Regions from separate parts of the Homo sapiens genome. Here region 1 is linked to region 2. Evidence: read pairs that join two places in POLR2A ChIA-PET (ENCODE). Cell type or tissue: CD4-positive, alpha-beta T cell. All regions are shown on one strand. Each heading gives the region's core, and the rest is flanking DNA. Links, peaks and the distances in the headings are about the cores only. Region 1 has its middle 17 kb from the start of MRPS5. Region 2 overlaps MAL-AS1 (MAL antisense RNA 1).

Region 1 (2,910 bases), core at 310-2,809, 120 kb before region 2:
TGAACCACTGCACCCGGCTCCATTGTATCATTCTTATGCCTTTGTGTCCTCATAGTTTAGCTCCCCCAACATCCCAACATATATATATATATATTTTTTCAAGATGAAGTCTTGCTCCGTCAACCGGGTTGGAGTGCAGTGGTGCAGTCTCGGCTTACTGCAACCTCTGCCTCCTGGGTTCAAGTGATTCTCCTGCCTCAGCCTCCCTGGGATTACAGGCAAATGCCACCACACCTGGCTAATTTTTGCATTTTTAATAGAGATGGGGTTTCACCATGTTGGCCAGGCTGGTCTCAAACTCCTGACCTCAAGTGATCTGTCCACCTCAGCCTCCCAAAGTGCTGGGATTACAGGCGTGAGCCATGGTGCCTGGCTCCCCAACATACTTTTTAAAAAAATGTTAAAAAATTTTTTCTGGAGTTTTATTATTATTATACTTTAAGTTCTGTGGTACATGTGCACGGTGTACAGGTTTGTTACATAGGTATCCATGTGCCATGTTGGTTTGCTGCACCCATCAACTCGTCATTTACATTAGGTATTTCTCCTAATGCTATCCCCACCCTCAGCTCCCCTCACCCACTGACAGGCCCCGGTGTGTGATTTTCCCCTCCCTGTGTCCAAGTGTTCTCACTGTTCAATTCCCACCTATGAGTGAGAACGTGTGGTGTTTGGTTTTCTGTCCTTGTGATAGTTTGTGAGAATGATGGTTTCCATCTTCATCCATGTCCCTGCAAATGACATGAACTCATCCTTTTTTATGGCTGCCTCCCCAACATACTTTTAAATGACCAGATCTTGTAAGCACTTTTTCCATTCATGAGAACTCCACCACCATGAACAAATCACCTCCCACCAGGCCCCACCCTCAACATTGGTATTACATTTCAACATGAGATTTCAGTGGGGACAAATATCTAAGCCATTTCATTCTGTCCTTGGCCCCCTCCAAATCTCATGTCCTTCTCAAATTGCAAAATACATTCATGCCTTCCCAATAGTTTTCCAAAGTCTTAACTCATTCCAGAGTTAACTCAAAAGTCTGAAGTCTCAAGTTTCATTTGAGACAAGGCAAGTGCTTTCACTTATGAGCCTAAAAAATAAAAAAAATCAAGTTATTTACTTTCAAGATACAAGGGGTGTATAGGCATTGGGTAAATATTCCTATTCCAAATGGGAGAAAATGGCCAAAAGAAAGGGGCTACAGTCCCCATGCAACTCTGAAATGCAGCAGGGCAGTAATTAAATCTCAAAGCTCCAAAATAACCTCCTTTGACTCCATATCCTGCATCCAGGGCACACTGCTGCAAGGGGTGGGCTCCCAGGCCTTGGGCAGCTCCACCTCTGTGGCTTTTCCATGCTGAGATTGCAAGCTGCTGGTGGCTCTACCATTCTGGAATCTGGAGGGCAATAGCCCCCTTCCCACAGCTCCACTAGGCAGTGCCCCATTGGGGACACTGTGTGGGGGCTCCAACCCCACATTTCCCCTTGACACTGACCTAGTTGAGGTTCTCTGTGAGGGCTCCACCCCCACAGCAGGCTTCTGCCTGGGCACTGAGTCTTTCTCATACAGACTCTGAAATCTAGATGGAGGCTGACAAGCATTCTTCACTCTTGCACTCTGCACACCAACAGGTTTAATACCACGTGAAAGCTACCAAAACTTACTGCTTGCATTCTCCAAAGTGGCAGCTTGAGCTGTACCTGAGCCCCTTTGAACCCCAGCTGGAGCTAAAGCAGCAGATATAGGCAGCACTGTCCTGAGGCTGTGCAGGGCAGCATGGCCATGGGCCTGGCCCATAAAACCATTCAGTCCTCCTAGGCCTCAGGGCCTGTGACAGGAGGGGCTGCCACAATGGTCTCTGAAATGCCTTAGAGGCTTTTTTCCCATTGTCTTGGCTATTAGCACTTGGATCCTTTTTAGTTATGCAAATATCTCTAGCAAGTAGTTGCTCCACATCCTGCTTGAATTCCTCTCCCAGTAAAGCTTTTTCTTTCTCTGCCACAAGGTCAGGCTGCAAATGTCCCAAACTTTTACACTCTACTTCCCTTTGAAATACAAATTCCAACTTTAAGTCATGTATTTGCTTCCACATCTGAGCGTAGGTTATTAGAAGCAACCAGGCCACATCTTGAATGCTTTGCTGCTTAGAAGTTTCTTCTGGCAGACACCTTAAATCATCACTCTGAAATTTAAACTTCCACAGATCCCTAGGGCATGGATATAATACAGCCAAGTTCTTTGCTAAGGCATAATGGGTGACCTTTGCTTTGGTTCTCAATATGTTTCTCATTTCTATCTGATACCTTGGCAGCATGGACTTCACTGTCCATATCACTATAAGCATTTTGGTCACAAGTACTTAACTAGTCTTTAAGAAGTTCCAAACTTTCCCTCATCATCTTGTCTGCCTCTGAGCCCTCCAAACTCTTCCACCCTCTCGCTGTTACCCAGTTACAAAGCTGCTTCTGCATTTTCAGTTATCTTTATAGCAATGTCCCACTGCTGGATACCAATTTTCTATATTAGGCCGTTCTTGCATTGCTATAAAGAAATACTTGAGACTGAGTAATTTGTAAGGAAAAGAGGTTCAACTGGTTCATAGTTCTGCAGGCTTTACAGGAAGCATAGTGCTGACACCTGCTCAGCTTCTGGGTATGGGCTCAGGAAGCTACAATCATGGTGGAAGGTGAAGGGTGAGTAGCCACATCACATGGTGAAAACAGGAGTGAGAAAGAGTTGATGGGGGCAGGTATCTCCTAAATGACCAGATCTCATGAGAATGCACTCCATTCATGAGAACTCCACACCCATGATCCAGTCACCTCCCACTAGGCCCCAACCTCAACATTAGTGATTACATTTCAACATAAGATTTGGGTGGGGACAAATATCCAAACTATTAATTT
Region 2 (2,910 bases), core at 107-2,606:
TTGCCTGCCTGTTGACTGCCGGTGTTTCATGTTTTGTTTCTCTGTTTCACTATTTTTTATTTTTTGCCTTAAAAAAAAAAGTATTACCATGCAGCAGTTGCCCATTTATTTTAATTTACTATTAATAGTGTGATTGCTGTGTTTCCTCCTACAAACACTGAAGCCTGAAATCCGCCCGAGTCCGGATTCTCGCCTGCCAAAAGGGAATTGGCCCCGCAACCTCCAGCTTAGACTCCCAACTCTTCTTTCTTTCCATTGGCAGCTGCTGCAGGCAGGACAAGGGGCTCCCCTTCTCTCCAGTGGGGCCTTCACCTCTCCCTGCTGCACAATTCTTCCTCCTTCCCAGTCCCTAGGGAGAGAAGTATATTCGTGGACGCATTTTCCAAAGCAAAAGTAGCACGCCCATCAGCTGGCCATTCTAAGTGCCTCTGGAAAGGGGCCAGGCATTTGAAATGAGAAAACCCCACTGTGCCTCTGTGAGCTGCCAGCCCGGACGGCTGCAACCAAGGTGCCATTGTGTCGGGTCCCCAGGGCAGCATCTCTCTGGACACAATGGGCTGTGGGACTTTAGGAGCCCAGGTCCTCATCCACCTTGGGCATCTCATAGCTCGTTAGTTGGACCTGCTGGCCTCTGAGAGGACATCTTCTTCCTCCCCAGGAGACCGTCCTGGGAACAAGCCTTAAAGCAAGGTGGCCACAGGAAGCCGCAGCCTGAAGAGAGGTGAGATGACCCTCAGGCAGTCCAGCGAAAGCTGCTTGGAGATTTCCTATCAGCACATACTAATTAAGAACAAGAAGATCCTATCAACTCCTAATAATGTCCTTACCTGGCCTGGAGGGCTTTTGTTTGTGGTTTGGTTTGGTGATTTCCTACTTATTTCAAGCCTTTGTTGCTAACTCATTCCTACTTGGGCCTGAGCCTTTGGGGAAAGCTCGCTCCCAGGGGCAACTCAGTGGAGCTCAGCAGTCCCAGCCCTCCTTTGATAAGGCAGAGGGGCAGCAATCTCTGAAAGAGGCTTCAGAGGATGAGGAAGGCAGCCCGGCCAGGGTCAAGGGGGTTTGTCCCTATCTCTGTGACCCCCTCCTCCCACCTGGAGTTCTCCGCTCGACGTTCATCTTCCTGACCAGACTCTACCCTCGGCAGGGCATCCTCCAGCCACCCCCATCTGCCCCTCTCCTTCCCCACCCTAGCATATGCTCAGCACCCAAGCAGAGCCCAGCCTCTGGTGAGTGCTCATTAAACCTTAGCCAATGGTGGATGACTCCAGCTTTGTCTGTGCTTGACCACCAGAGGAGGACATGGAAGTGCCCTGTTTGGATGTAAGAAGCACTGGTGAGGAGTGAGGCACTGGTAATAGAGAGACATTGGTAAATAGAGAGGCATTGGTGAGAGAGAGGCGTTGGTGAGACAGAGAGAGGCACTGGTGAGAGAGAGGCACTGGTGTGTGAGAGAGAGAGAGAGAGGCGTTGGTGAGAGGAGGCATTTGTAAAACAGAGGCATTGGTGAGAGAGAGAGACATTGGTAAGAGAGAGGCATTGGTAAGTAAAGATGGGCCTGTCTTCATTCCCCAGCACAGCTTCTGCAGGTGCTCTGGGCCACCTGCTGGTGAATGAGGTGGTTGATACTTATCAGAAGCCCAGGACCATATTTTGGTTTCCAGCAGGATATGAAAAAATAATTTCAGCCAATAATAACTCAGTGAGTATCCTTGGTCTTCCCAGTGGGTGTGAATAAGAGGGTGGGTCTGGGGCTTCTGTCAAATATTAATAACGTGGCCTTGGGTGGGTTTCCACAAAGTAGGAATTGGAAAGTTGCCATTGCAGAGCCAGCCTGGGGAAGGAAGAGGTTACCACCTCCAGTTTGTGTGTGTTCAGGGGGAGGGAGGAGATTGTGGGGAGAGGGACGTGTTCAGGGAAAGATTAATGGGCAGGAGTTGCCCATCCGTAACAGTAGGTGCATTGGTTTTTGAGGTAGGTAAGATGACTCCCATTTTACTGATGAGCTAACAGAGGCTCAGAAGTGTTAAGTAGCTGCCCAAGGGCACAGAGTTGCTGAGCACCTTGAACCTGAGTGACGCTGCACCTCTAAAGCTCCGAGCCCTCGATGAAAACCCTGCTCAAGATGGGCAATTGCCAGTCAAATGCCAGCTCCATGCAGACATCGGCAGCCTCCCAAATCCAGTCTTCATGGTCATCTCAGGTGTGGCCCCAGGCACCTGCCCTGGTGGACAGGGCTTGGGACCTTCACCTCTGGGAACACAAGGAAGTGGGGGTCATCATCCCCATTTATGGATGGCGAGGCCGGGTGCCGACATGAGTTCAGAGAGCTACCCTGAACGCGCACTTCCCCCTAGGGATTTTATTTTTCTCACAGACACAGTCACCCACAGCCCTGGGTTCCATAGAAGGCATGAAGCAGTGAGGGCACCTGCTGGCGGATGGGGGAATGGCAGCCACAGCTGCCATGGCGTCAGCGCAGGAGGGGAACCTGTTACTGAGGGCTTGCTGAGTCCCAGCACTGCCACAGGCACTTTGCCTGCATGGCTTCATTTAATCCCACAGAGGCTTGCTGGTGGGTGTCACCCAACATACAGGCTAGGAATGGGAGGTAATGTGCGCAGGCCACATGGCTGGTGACTAGGCCTCTTGATTCCAGCAGGCAGGCTCTGTGTCTACTGCACAAAATCCACAAACTGGAAAATCTGAAGTGGTGGCTGCTCACCAGGGCACTGTCCTTTGATGGGCCATGGGCTCCGTGTGCCCACTGCCTCCAGGGACAATGATCCGCATGTGCTCTTTTCCCCACCCTCTTGTAGGATCATGTTTTCTAGAACCAGGGAGATGTGGCACTCTGCCACTGTCCGACAAAGTCCTCATGATATTCTGAGCACAAAACAGGCTGGCATTGTC

The links. ChIA-PET counts read pairs that join two places held together with the same protein. Peaks named below come from ENCODE experiments on the same cell type or tissue, not always from the same donor. Only the 100,000 strongest peaks of a DNase experiment are listed, where the experiment ranks them.
Region 1: POLR2A ChIA-PET joins it to region 2 with 7 read pairs; 7 of 35 experiments call an interaction of 5 or more read pairs at or near these places.

The regions. Positions count from the first base shown.
Region 1 is chr2:95,137,803-95,140,712 of GRCh38, reverse strand. It overlaps a transcript of ZNF514 not described here. Among named protein-coding and RNA genes, the nearest start is that of MRPS5, 17 kb to the right of the region's middle. In CD4-positive, alpha-beta T cell, for the core only: no CTCF peak of the experiment used is centred there; no DNase peak of the experiment used is centred there.
Region 2 is chr2:95,022,006-95,024,915 of GRCh38, reverse strand. MAL-AS1 (MAL antisense RNA 1) reads left to right here. Exons shown (of 8, transcript XR_007087136.1): 3 at 659-721; 4 at 1,573-1,699. Among named protein-coding and RNA genes, the nearest start is that of MAL, 2.2 kb to the left of the region's middle. RefSeq lists an enhancer at 2,331-2,831. In CD4-positive, alpha-beta T cell, for the core only: CTCF peaks have their summits at 1,594 (motif pointing left), 2,236 and 2,441; DNase peaks (open chromatin) are centred at 1,565 and 2,435; H3K4me3 peaks cover 1,451 bases; H3K27ac peaks cover 735 bases.